Regions from separate parts of the Homo sapiens genome. Here regions 1 and 2 are each linked to region 3. The links are chromatin contacts, found by Hi-C in ENCODE. All regions are on one chromosome and are shown on one strand. Each heading gives the region's core, a stretch centred on a gene start or an enhancer-like site at or near the end of the contact. The rest is flanking DNA. Distances are from core to core; before and after follow the strand shown.

Evidence for each region. Hi-C counts contacts between places; a loop is a spot of excess contacts on that map. Pooled maps may share reads with other maps.
Region 1: a pooled map shows a loop between it and region 3 (3-fold over the local background). The contact joins the promoter of FADD here to the enhancer-like site in region 3. A Hi-C loop is called at or near these places in 1 of 168 maps with a recorded cell type or tissue (GM12878), 32 of 37 single-sample maps with no recorded cell type and 10 of 50 pooled maps.
Region 2: a map with no recorded cell type shows a loop between it and region 3 (12-fold over the local background). The contact joins two enhancer-like sites. A Hi-C loop is called at or near these places in 9 of 37 single-sample maps with no recorded cell type and 2 of 50 pooled maps.

The regions. Positions count from the first base shown.
Region 1 is chr11:70,201,672-70,205,764 of GRCh38, reverse strand. It overlaps FADD (Fas associated via death domain), which reads right to left and starts at 2,469. Exons shown (of 2, transcript NM_003824.4): 1 at 2,020-2,469. The coding sequence starts at 2,305. RefSeq lists silencers at 1,739-1,930, 1,980-2,059.
Region 2 is chr11:70,223,416-70,227,925 of GRCh38, reverse strand. No RefSeq gene overlaps it. Among named protein-coding and RNA genes, the nearest start is that of FADD, 22 kb to the right of the region's middle. Within about 2 kb of position 1,887, at least 4 of the 41 ENCODE cell types and tissues checked have a DNase peak (open chromatin) inside an H3K27ac peak, as active enhancers do.
Region 3 is chr11:70,479,132-70,483,771 of GRCh38, reverse strand. All of the region lies in intron 25 of SHANK2 (SH3 and multiple ankyrin repeat domains 2), which reads left to right. Among named protein-coding and RNA genes, the nearest start is that of CTTN, 83 kb to the right of the region's middle. Within about 2 kb of position 1,476, at least 13 of the 41 ENCODE cell types and tissues checked have a DNase peak (open chromatin) inside an H3K27ac peak, as active enhancers do.

The sequences.
Region 1 (4,093 bases), core at 1,220-3,719, 280 kb after region 3:
AGGCTGAACGATGTCACCCCAAGGTATGTTCACGTGAAATTGCTGAAACCATGAATGTTCTTTGGAAAAAGCATCTTTGCAAAGGTAAGCTGAGGGTCTTGAGAGGAGATCATCCTGGATGACCTGGATGCACCAATGATAGGTATCCTTGCAGGAGACACACAGGGAAGGCCGTGTGAGCCTGGAGTGAAGCGGCCACAAGTCAAAGAATGCCTGGAGCCACCACAAAGCGGACGAGACCCGGAAGGAGCCTCCCCAACAGCATTCCGAGGGTGTGCCGGTCTGTGGCACCCTGCTTATTCAGATTTCTGGCCTCCAGATTGAGGGGGTAGATTTCTATTGCTTCAGGCCACCAGATTTGTGATCATTTGTTATGGCAATCACAGGAAACTAGTAGGCACTCCAATTGTTATTTAGAAAGCTGCCCCGAGTGACCACCAGTCTTCAGTCCCTGGCTACCATACTCCTCATCTGCTGACGTCACCACTGAGATCAGGGAGCTGGTCACAAGACCATAAAAGGCCGCTTCTGGAATGTGAAGAGAGGAAAGGAGAGGCAGGACAGGGTGCTGCTTGGACTACTGGCAATTCTGAGACACCGTTGGCAGGTGTACCAGCTCCCGCAGCTCTGACAGCCCTGTGGGCTGGGCACTGTGTTACCATGACTGTACAGATGAGGAAATTGAGGCACAGGGAAGCTAATGGACATTCCTGAGATCGTGTAGCTAGACGATGGCAGAGCCATGTTCTGAAACCCTAAGAGTGTGGTGCCAGAGTCGACCCTTAACCGCTATGCTGAACTTCTGGGGAGGAAGGCAGAGTCGCCCGCTACCAACCTGTCCATACCCACCGCTCACCTTCTGGTGTACTTTTCCCAGCACACAGTAACTACATGACGATATAAATAAAACCAAGCACACATACATCTCAAATGTCAGCTATGTTTCGTAGACCGCCTTTAAAATGCAATTTATCAGTGTTTTTCCAGACATTAAATATCCATAAAACCCGATTTTTCTACGTCCTGTTTTGTTTGTTCAGTACTGATTTTTTTTAAAATCTGGACTTGACTGCTCTCAGGCAGAGAGCTGTTCTGTCCATCCTGTCCCCAACAGGCACCAGTCTTTACAGAGTGAAACCCATGGTGACACATTTAGGCCCTATCTGATTGGTGACTGAATGGCTGATTCCAAGCTACAGCTTGAAGCCTCTGAGAGGCGTCCCCAGAGCACTCCCAAGCCTCTCCCGACTCTGAGAACAAGGGGGGTAGGGCTGAGAAACTCTGCTGTACTCAGGGTTTCTTTTTTATCCTGGAAGCTGCTGCAATCCACAGGCGAGGGTGGAGAGGGAGTGACCGAGAGCAGGACAGGAAGCCACTCCACAATGAACTTGACCAGAGAGGCAGTGTAGTGGCTAACACTACCCATCCGGAGGCCGGACTGCTTGGCTCAAGCCTAGCTCCGTCAGTTATCGGCTGCGCATTTCGACAAAGCCACTTAACCTGTGAGCCACAGTCCTGTCCTCTGTAAAATGGGAACAGTGATAGCTAACAGTATCTAAGCCACAGGGCTACTGCGAAAATTGTATTTGGCAGTTACAAGGGTAAGCGGCACACTGTAAGCCCCTGGGTAGGAGTTACTGAATGCTAGTATTACTCTCAGACAGCCGTGAAAAGCATATTCCGAGACAGAAAGGAAATGATGCGAGGCAGGCTCACCCAACCTCTGCCCCTCCCCCACACCTTCTCTGACTCATCTTTTCTTCAGTGAGTTTTCTAATTTACCCGGGCAGAAGTGGGTGGAGGAAAAAGGACTGTGCGTGTCCACGCCCTGCAACCTCGAATAAGTTAACTTTTCTGCGTTTCTGGCTCTCCCATCTGCAAAACCAGGGCTGTACGGAGAAAACCCACGCAAATCAAACCCGGCAAAGGGGAGGCGCCTGGAGGCCAACCGGAGGAGCCTCGCAGCACCTACAGCCGGGCGACCAGGCCCTGGCTCCCCCGGCCCGGCCCCGCGCCCACCTTCTTCCCCAGGCGCGGCCCCGGCCGCCGCCCCCGCCTCGAAGTCGTCGACGCGCCGCAGCAGGTCGTGGCGCCGCAGGGAGGCGAGCAGCTCGCGCAGGAGCTCGGTGTGCCCGGGCTCCAGGTCGTTCTGCTCCAGCAGCATGGAGAAGAGGTCTAGGCCGCTCTGCACGCGCTCCAGCTTGCGCTTGCCCACGCGCCCGAGGCATAGGAACTTGAGCTCGGTCAGCTCGCTGCTCGACAGGCTGGACGACACCGAGTGCAGCAGCACCAGGAACGGGTCCATGGCGGGGTCTGCAAGCGGCCGGGGCTGCGGCCCGGCCCTCCGTGCGCCCTCTGTCCTCGGCTCGCTGGCCCTGGCCAGGTCTCGCCGCTTGCCCAGCGGCCCAAGGATTCCACCCCCGAACCTGCACTCCGGTGCCTGATTCACTACAGGAAATCGACAAGAGCGCGTTTTCGACCGTTATCTCGCGAAAACTAAGGGACCCGCGCATGCGTCCCTAGCGAAGCCGCAGCCGTTTCCGCCCTGGCTGGCGGCGCCGCGGACGGGCGCGGCTTCTGCGCCTGCGCCCGGCGTATCGTCTCTTTTCCGGGTGGGAGGTGGGGCCTTGGGTGTCCTGAGAGCCTGCAGGTGGCCCAGCTCTCTGCGGTGAGGGCGGTCGCGCCTCTGCCGAGTCCACCTGTTTGCAAAGCGCGGTGCGGCCCTACTGTGTGCAGGGCCGGGGCGGGGAGGGCGCAGCCCGAACGTCACGTGCCCTCACATCTGTTGGTGACCAAGGTTACTTATGCATTAACGTTTAGGGACAAACGTGGAAAATGCATTCTTTGGTGCCCCTGGAGACATCTTGTGTGTGCAGAAAACACTACTCAGAAGTTTATGTGCGTTTAAACATGTGATTTAAATAATACATGATTTCCAAAGTAGCAGTCGTTTATTCAATCAACAGTATTGAGCGCCTACTGTGCCAGGTAGTAGGGTCTGGGGACAAATTAGTGAGCGAAGCGCGAGGGTCCCCGCGTGCCCGGAGTTTACATCATAATTACAAAAGCGACACGCTCCAGAAGAGAAGGTCGTGGCGGCCGTGGTGGCTCAGCCTGCAATGCCCGCACTTTGGGAGGCTGAGGCAGGATTGATTGAGACAAGGGGTTCGAGACCAGCCTGGGTAACATAGTGAGACCCCGTCTCTATTAAAAAATAAAAATAAGGAAAAATAAGGAAATCGTATAGTATGCCAGAAATTCAGAAGAGCCAGGGGAAAGGGAGTCTCTTCACGGGGTGGGCGTGTGGAGGGTGGGGGGCCCGGTGGTCTGATGGGGCCTCTGTAAAGGCGCAGGTGAAGGCTGGGAGGGGCCGGGTACCTAGGTGTGGGGGGAAGAGCTGGGCACACGGAGAACAGAAGAGCAGAGCACAGGGGACGGCTGGGGTTCCAGGAGCAGCAATGCCGTGGGTCTGGAGGTGAGGAGGGGGTGCAGATTAGGAGAGCCCTCACCAGCCAACAAGGACCCAGCTTTACCACAGGGTGGGGCAGGGGCTGATGCCAGCTGAGTTTGTTTTCTTGAGATATAATTCACATACCATTCAATTCACCCTTTTAAAGTTATACTTCAGTGGTTTTTAGTGTAGTCACAAGGTTGTGCAACCCTTACTGCTGTCTAACTTTAGGACATTTTCATCACCCCAAGAAGAAACCCATTAGCATGTACTCCTCCCCTCCCCCACCAACCACGAATCTACTTTTTTTTTCTTTCTTTCTTTTTTTTTTTTTTTTTGCTGTTTTGAGACAGAGTCTCGCTCTATGGCCAGGCTGGAGTGCAGTGGTGCGATCTGGGCTCACTGCAACCTTTACCTCCCGGGTTCAAACAATTCTCCTGCTTCAGTCTCCTGAGTAGCTGGGATTACAGGTGCCTGCCACCATGCCTAGCTAATTTTTGTATTTTAGTAGAGACAGGGTTTCACCATGTTGGCCAGGCTGGTCTTGAACTCCTGACCTCAAGTGAGCCTCAGCCTCCCAAAGTGCTGGGATTACAGGCGTGAGCCACTGTGCCCTGCCGAATCTACTTTTTAAAATCTATG
Region 2 (4,510 bases), core at 638-3,137, 260 kb after region 3:
GGGATTACAGGCGTGAGCCACCTGTGCCTGGCCGCTTAAATGTTTCTTATTAGACTTGAGGTCTGTGTTGCTGTTGATGCTGGAGGGGAGTAACGAGGCATGTCCGACCCTTTCACCTTCTCCAGTGTATGTCTGCGTGTCCACATGTACCCAATGCTTAACACCCGCTTATAAGTAAGAACAGGCGGCTTTGGCTTTCTGGTTCTGCATCATTTCACTTAGGATAATGGCCTTCAGCTCCCTCCATGGTGCTGCAAAGGCAGGATTTCCTTCTTTTTATGACTGGGTCATATTCCACGGTGTATGGAGGGGTGGGGCAGGTTTTACTTTATTTTTTGAGACAGAGTCTCACTCTGTCGCCCAGGCTGGAGTTCAGTGGCGCAATCTTGGCCATTCTTCTGCCTCAGCCTCCTGAGAGGCTGGGATGACAGGCACCCACCACCACATCTGGCTACTTTTTGTATTTTTAGTAGAGACGAGGTTTCGCCATGTTGGCCAGGCTGGTCTCCAACTCCTGGCCTCAAGTGTTCCGCCTGCCTTGGCCTCTCAAAGTGCTGGGATTCCAGGCCTGAGCCACTGCGCCCGGCCACTAGGCAGGTTTTAAATCTGCGGCTCACCTCTTCTGGGCATTCAGTTCACCAGCAGACCACCCACTTCCCCGGGAAACACACTGTGTGCCCTCGGGGATCCAAGTCTGGGGGTTAAAGGGTGAGGATGGTCATCTGGGAGCCTGGGCGCCACTTGGAGTCTCTGCAGGACGCCCCCACATGGCCCTGGTCTGTAAAACCTGCTTTTCACCAGCAGTCTGAGATCAAAGAGGAGTTACAACGTCTATCCTGAACAATTTGGTTGGGAAGATGAGATAGAGCAATTAGTAGTGCTTAACAGCTGAAGGTGAAAACGTCCCTCTGCCTGGGGCAGTGCTGCAGTCATTCCTGAGCCCCACCTGGGACAGAGTCAGACTCCCTGGTAGAGGGACCTGGGTGTCTGCAGTCTGGGCGTGTTTCCAAAAGATCCTTCCACGCATGTTTTGAAACTGAAGCTGCATGTGTGCGTGGAGTGGGTACAGGGCTTGATTCCTGAGCTGTCACTGCCCAGCCCTCAACACCTCATCCCCCTGTCCTTGTCCTGAAAGGCCCTCATGGGGTCTGCCCAGCTCTCCCTGGCCAGCCATTCCCACTCTCAGGAAATTCTCCAGGCCCTAGGACACACCTCCTTGCCCCCAGACACCTCCTGGGGAACCTCATATTCAGGGTTGATCAAAACCAGGCCATCACCTTTGTGGCTCTGTTGTCACCCTGAACATGGTCTCTGTGTCCCCTCCTGTCAGCCTCCTTCATGCCACCCCCACCCTCTCATGTCCCACACCCATGCCAAGCCCCCAACACCCCTCAAATGCATGCCCTCACTACAAACTGCCCCATGACCCTCCTTCTGCCACCATCCCCCACCCCCCAGCCATTCCAGCGGCCTCCTAACCTGGCTTCCCATATCCTCCCTTGCTCCCTGCAGCCTACCCTGTGGCTGAGGCTTGAAAAATGCAAATCTGACCTCCCTGCCTGGACTTCTTTAGGGCCCTGCCCTGGCCCTTGGGACAAAACCAAGCTCATGCAGGCTCTAACTGCAAAACAAAACCAGAAGACAAAATAGAACAGGGCTGGAATCTGTTTAAGCAGAAAAGCAAGTGGTCAAAGGACAGTAGGCAGCTGGTCGGAAGGAAAAGTGAGCTGCCTCTGCCACGGAGGCCAGCCACCAAATGCCAACACAGCGCCTTTGCATATTCAAAACCCTGACATCTCTGCTGCCGGCCTGGGAAATGAGCTTGCTTGTGTCACCAGCCCTGTCTGGGTCCTGGGGCCTCCTGCCAGCTCAAGCTGCAAAGGAGGCTGGCACACAAGGTTGACCTGGAGCCTGGCTCATTTCTTAGACACGGGCAGGGCATCGCAACGGATGGGTAGGCCCCTCCTTCCTTGAATCTTAGAATGACAGAGGGACCTTTGCCCTCCAACCTCCGCTGCTATGCCACCCCACCCAAGCCTCGCCCCAGCCCTCAGCTTGGCCACTTTGGCTCTTCAGTTCCTTCTAGGAGTCCTGTTCCCTCCTGGTTCCAGGCTGTGTACAGGCTGTCCCCCATACAGGCTGGACCCCTGCCAGGAAGGCATTTTATCCCAGCCCTTTTCAACTGGCTGACTGCCACCATCTTTCCTCAGAGAAGCTGGCTTTGTTCGCCCATCCTTGGCCAGGCCCCATATAGCCCAAGTGTAATCACTTCTGTTCGTGTGATTAGTGGACTTAAGCCTGTCTCTCCTGCTCGAATGGGAACTCCATGAAGGCAGGGACATCCCTCTGGTCCTGGCCATGTTTATCACTTAGTAGGTGCTCAATAAATACTTGTCAAAAAGTGAATGAACGAATGATTTGGGGAAGCTATGTAACCTACATTTCGTTTCTTTCACTATAAAATGGGAACACAAGTGATTGTCTGCCTCTTAAATTTGTTTACAATTTTTTGTTTTTTTGAGACAGAGTTTTGCTCTTGTCACTCAGGATGGAATGCAATGGCACGATCTCCGCTCACTGCAATATCTGCCACCATGCCTACCTGATTTTTGTATTTTTAGTAGAGACAGGGTTTCACCATGTTGGCCAGGCTCGTCTTGAACTCCTGACCTCAGGTGGTCCACCCGCCTTGGCTTCCCAAAGTGCTGGGATTACAGGCGTGAACCACTGCGCCTGGCCCATTTTTAGTTTTTTTAAGCAATCAAATTGGTCAGGGTTTTATTTCATGGCCCTCTCCTTCCTGTTCACAATTATAAGGAAATTCCCCCAGGTTTGCAGCTTCTTTTTCTTTTTTCCATTCATATCTTGTATCCATTTGGGATTTATTTTGGTAGAAGGAGTGAGGTAGGAATGCTACAATTTTTCCCACTGTGCCAATCCCATTAATGATTTGTTCTTATACATTTGAAACAGCATTTTACCATATTCTAAATTTCCATATGTAGCACTATGATGCCATTCACTGCAAATATCAGAAAGCTCAACTCAAACTGGCTTCAATTGTTTGTTTGTTTGTTTGTTTGTTTGTTTTCTCAGACGGAGTTTCACTCTGTCTCCCAGGCTGGAGTGCAGTGGTGTGATCTCGGCTCATTGCAACCTCTGCCTCCTGGGTTCAAGTGATTCTACCGCCTCAGCTTCCCAAGTAGCTGAGATTACAGACATGCGCCACCAAGCCCAGATAATTTTCGTATTTTTATTTTTCTATTTTGTATTTTTAGCAGAGACGTGGTTTCACCATTGGGCCAGGCTGGTGTCAGGTGATCCACCCACCTTGGCCTCCCAAAATGCTGGCATTACGGGTGTGAGCCACAGCGCCCAGCCTTTTTTTTTTAGAGAGAGTCTCACTCTGTCGCCCAGGCTGGAGTGCAGTGGTGTGATCTTGGCTCACTGCAAACTCTGCCTCTCAAGTTCAAGTGATTCTTCTGCCTTAGCCTTCTTAGTAGAGAAGGGTTTTCTCCATGTTGGCCAGACTGCTCTTGAACTCCCGACCTCAGGTGATCCACCTACCTTGGACTCCCAAAGTGCTGGGATTACAGGCACGAGCCACCGTGTCTGGCATACAATATTTTCTTTATCCAGTCCACCACTGATGCACACCTAGATTGATTCCATGTCTTTGCTATTGTGAATAATGCTGCGATGAACATACAAGTGCTTGTGTCTTTTTTGTAGAATAATTTATTTTCTTTTAGGTATACACCCAGTAATCGAATTGCTGGGTCAAATGGTAGTTCTGTTTTAAGTCCTTTGACAAATCTCCAAATTGCTTTCCAGAGTGGCTGAACTAATGTACATATTCCCATTCCCATTAACAGTGTATAAGTTAGTGTTCCCTTTTCTCCACAACCTTGCCACCGTCTGTTGTTTTTTGACTTTTTAATAATAGCCATTCTGGCTAGTATGAGATGGTATCTCATTGTAGGTTATTTTATTTTTTTATTTTTAGAAAGGGTCTTGCTGTCACCCAGGCTGGAGTGGAGTGGTGTGATCTTGGCTCACTGCAACCTCTGCCTCCTGGGCTCCAGTGATCCTTTTGCCTCAGCCTCCTTAGTAACTAGGACTACAGATGCGACATTGTGCTTTTGATTTGCATTTCTCTGATCATTAGTGATGATAAGCATTTTTTCATGTGTTTGTTGGCTGCTTATATGTCTTCTTTTGAGAAGTATTTGTTCATGTATTTTGCCCATTTTTCAATGGGATTATTTGTTTTTGCTTGTTGAGTTAAGTTCCTTATAGATTCTGGATATTAGACCTTTGTTGGATGCCTAGTTTGCAAATATTTTCTCCCATTCTGTAGGTTGTCTGTTCATTCTGTTGATAGTTTCTTTGCTGTGCAGAAGCTCTTTAGTTTAGTTAGGTCCCACTTATCATTTTTGTTTTTGTTGCAATTGCTTTTGAGGACTTAGCCATAAATTATTTGCCATGGCTGGTGTTGAGAAGGATATTT
Region 3 (4,640 bases), core at 227-2,726:
TTATGTACGTATACACCTACAAGTACACTCAACAGCCTCCAGGAATTTTGAGAAAGGGTGTTGCTTTGCCGCTCAGGCTGGAGTGCTGTGACGTGATCACGGCTCATTGCAGCCTTGCAGCCTAGACCTCCTGGGCTTAAGCAATCCTCACACCTCACCTAGCCTCCTGAGTAGCTAGGACAATAGACGCATGCCACCACACCCAGCTATTTTTTTTTTTTTTTTTTTTTTTTTTGGTAGAGATGAGGTCTCACCATGTGTCCCAGGCTGGTCTCGAACTCCTGGGCTCAAACGAACCACTCACCTCAGCCTCCCAAAGTGCTGGGATTGCAGGCATGAGTCACTGCACTGGGCCAAAAATCTGAAAAACTGACTAGTTTAACCCTTCCCCATTACATACTAATGTGGCTCTTCCGTCATTACTCTATGTGGAAGCAATAATTAAAGAGGCCTTATCTTAGTGTTTCACATTTTTACAAAACACTTTCTCATGGGTGGGTAATTTTTATGACAACTGGGGAGCAGGTATGAGTCACACCCATTTTTCAGAGGATAAGTGGCTTGTCCACATACACAGCCAGCAGGAGGCAGAGCTGGGACACAGGCTGGGGTTTCCTGACTCTCACTTCCCCTTGTAAGCAATGTCTGCAGTAAGGAAGGAGCTGGAAGGGAATGGCTCTAGGGCTGGAGGAAGGAATCCACTGTTCAGGTCAGCAGGGCATCCTGCACCAAGCTGTGCTCCCCTGAGCACTCCACTCGGGGAGTCCAGGGACCCCGTCCATGGAGACCTCTCCCTGAGTGGCAGCTGGACAGCTCATCCCCTCTACTCGTCTTCAGGCTGGGCCAGCTCCTGGGGTGCCCACAGGGGAGTGGGACCCCAACTTGCAGCGTCTCTAGGGTTTCTCTGCCCTGCATTTCTCCAGGGGGACCCTGAGAGGGGGCTGGCTCAAAGCAGACTTCATAGGGCAGAATCCTGCTGTACTCTGAAGGAGAGCAGCTGCATACCACCGCCGACCCACGCGTGAGTGCCAAGAACGGCCGCCTCCCAGCTGTCCTGTTATTTATAGCCCGGCTCTCTTACAGTAAGAACAGGAGCCCACACCTATGACACAAAGCATTCACCAAACGCCAGGCACTACATTCCACGGCACCCCTGAGCCAGGGCCTGTAATTTTTCCCACTGTGTGAACAAGGAAGCAGAAGGCAGGGCGGTGAAGCTACTGAGCCGAGGCTACTTCACAGGAAGACGCGGAACTAGACCTCCAACCCATGGAGCTGGCTCAGGGTTTGACTCCTCACCTTGTGGGAGCCAGGGACTGCCTTGGAAGGAATGACCAACTGGCAAACCGAACACCTGCAAGGCTGAGACTGCCGCGGGCGGGGCTGCTCTCAGGCCTCTGACTGTCCTTAGGCCAAGCTCTTTGGTCAGCAAGAGGCTAATAGCAGGCTTAGTCACTAGGAGGTCACCCTGCGGCCGATAACAGCAGGCTTAGTCACTAGGGGTTCACTGGCACTGCCAAGCTCCCAGAGGCCATGTCTGTTCCCTTCTTGCTCCCGGCCAAGGGTTACACTTTACACTCAGAGTTGGACTAGAAACAGGATGGCCTGAGGCCAGAGGACAAAGATGAAGAGCATTCACTGTAGGCACTAAACTAGGCTCAATCCTCTCCCTCGCCCTTGCTTCTCGGATCTAATAACCTCACCAGGCTGAGCACTTGGGACAAAGCCCCCATGGAGGTGCGCCACGGCCACGGGACACACTGACAAGGACAAGTGGGGGGCAGTCAGAACCACCACTGGGGGGGGGTCCAGGACGGAGTTGCCAGGGCACCAGAGCTGTCCCCCTTGCCGTGAGGGCTGTCTCCTCTCAGCCACAGACCTATCTCTCAGCATGTCTCCTTTGCTGGGCGTGGTCTTCACTGATGGGCCCTGGGCATTTGATCATCTGAGGATCAGAGGGAGCCTTAAGAACTCTCACCTGAGTTCACCGCCTGGGCGACTCACCACCACCTTTAAATGCATCTAAAAATTAAGAGCTGTGAATGGCCCTGGGCAAAATGAGGCACGAAATTGGATGAAGGGAATTCCTACCGAGGAAAAAGAAATGAGTTTTTCTAGGGAAAATTGAAAACCAGCCATGCTTTTTGAAATGACAGATAAGCAGTGGTGTAAAAATCCCATTTCCATAGAAACAAGTTTTGACTGCCCAAGAAAGGGACAATTTTTAGAGCTGTTCCTCAAATGTTCATTCATGAAATGGGCAGAAACCTCAGCTGAACTTGACCCTTTTAAAGTTCCTCTCATCCTTGGATTCTTCCTTTCTTTTCACTTCTTGCAAGAATCCAGGATGGGATCAAAGGAAGCAGCTGAAGATTAAACAACTAGATCCTTGTTTTCCTTGGGTATGTTTGATTTAACTTTAGCCGTGAATGAGTCTCTGATGCTCAAAGCTCTTCCCTGAAATCAAGGATGACATGGAATTTGCAGGCGTCTTAATTACAAATACGCCGACGAAAGGAAGATGATGAAGTAGTTCTCTTTAGTACATAATGTTAAAAGAGAAAAAAGTACATCATATTAGAGGCATCTCCCAGGGTGATCTGAAAACACCCTGCCAAGAATGGAGGCGTCAGTTCTAAGAAAAGTGTTCCAGGACCACCTGGCCTGATTATTCCAGGAGGTAGTCTCATCTTTGATCTCAAACTGGATCAAAGTGAAGGAAACTGGTTTGGGGAAGGAAGAGTGAGTGTGTCTCTGTGAAGAGTCAGTGGTCCCTCCTCAGCAGAATGCCAAGACAACAGCTGCCAGCCCAGAGGCCTGACAGTGCTGCACGCTGGGGGTCCCAGCACAGGAGCCTGGGGCTGCAAAAGCTCAGAGCCGGAAGCTCCTCAGGTGCAGGCCTAGGAGACTGACTGGACACTCAGACTTGGAATCATGGCCCAGCCCCACTGTCTCCTGAATTCACCAGTCAGGAGTTCACTGAGCTACTTTCTATAAGCCTAGTGCCAGGCTGAGGCTAGAGAGTAACGAGGAATACACCAACAAGGATGCCTGGACCCTCAGAATGGGGCAGCAATTCCGTCACTAATCATTCACTCAACAAAGTTAGGGATTGCCTTTATGTGCCAGGTGCCATGCTGTGCCCAGGATTTATCACTGAACAAGAAAACATTCCAGATGCCCCTCCCTTTGGGGAGCTCAAATTCTCGAGGGGAGAAATGGACAACAAATAATAAGACAAACCCAAACTGTGACAAATGCCACAAAGGAGCCACAACATGCTAATAGGTTAGTGACCAGTGCAGAAAGGGGCTGTGATGCACCAGCAGGTAAAAATAACCACGTGCAGAAGAGAGCCACGGGACACCAGCAGGTTAACCCTGACCACATGCAGAAAGGGCGGACTAGGATGCCCTAGCAGGTTACAGTGAGCATGTGCAGAAAGGGACTGACACTCTGCAAGGAAATGACATTTGAATGACCAGAAATTTAAAAAGGAGCCAACCTTGCAGAAAACCAGGAGTGGAGCATCCCAGGCACGGGACAGAGAGTACAAGGCCCTGAGGCCAGAAAGTGCCTTCTGTGCTCATGAAACCATGGCCAGATGAGGAGGGCTGGGCAGGGCCAGGTCACAAGAGGCTTGCAGGTAATGGGCATGAGCTGAATGGAGTTCCAGATATGGCTGCCTTCAGAGGGCTTCAGCAAAGTCTTGGCATGACCAGACTTTGTTTCCTGAAGATGGCCCAGGCAGCTGTGTGATCAGGTGAATGCACTGGTGGCACAGGGAGGCTGCTGTGGGAGTGTAGGGCCTGCATTCTGGAGACAAGCAGGGAGACTCAAGGGCTAAGTGCCTAAGGAACCCAGGAGAACACAGCAGCTTGCCTGACTTATATGCTTTGACCCAAAACAAACTTGCTATGACCCAGGAGCCCCAGGTGTCATGTGCCCTCCAGCTTTATTGAGAGATACTGACACATACCAGGCGCCGATAGTAAAGCCAGATAAATCTGATGTTCTTTACCATCGCTTCCATGGCAGAGGTCAGCTTCACATTTGCTCTGTATGTGGGGGCAACAGAGCAGTGAGTGTGTGCTTGTGGGGGTCCCCCATGGCTTCTGTTAGGGTGCATGGCCTATAAGAGTTCCCCAGAGTCCCCTCTAGGTCGCCAGCCCTTTGCAGTGGGTGGGGTCCAGAAGGGACCTCGAGATTGGCCTTCGCTTCCCCATGGGATGGATGGGCTTCAGGGAGATTTGTCCTGTGAAACTCCAGGTCCCAGAGGCCCCTGAGGGAGTTCAGGCTACCTGGGATGTGAGCTCAGGCGAGTTTTCCTCCCGAGGCCCCTGCGCCTGCTGCCTCACGGTACCTGCCTCCCCTTCCCAAGGCCTCCAGTCCCTACTGGGCTCTCTGCAGTATTATCCTGACAGCCTCTTGATTTTCAAATAACTTTGGGTTGTTAAAAAGTTATCTCTGCCCAGCTGGTCCCAGAGCACAGACTGCTTCAAAACTGACTTGGTACTAGAAGCTGCCTCACGGTGTTTTCAGCATCTCAGGACCACTAGGTGGTTTGAGGGTTTCCAGGCCCTGATGGAAAAGTGAATGTGACATCAGTGAATGCGACTGTGGGTGGCTGGGAGCACTAG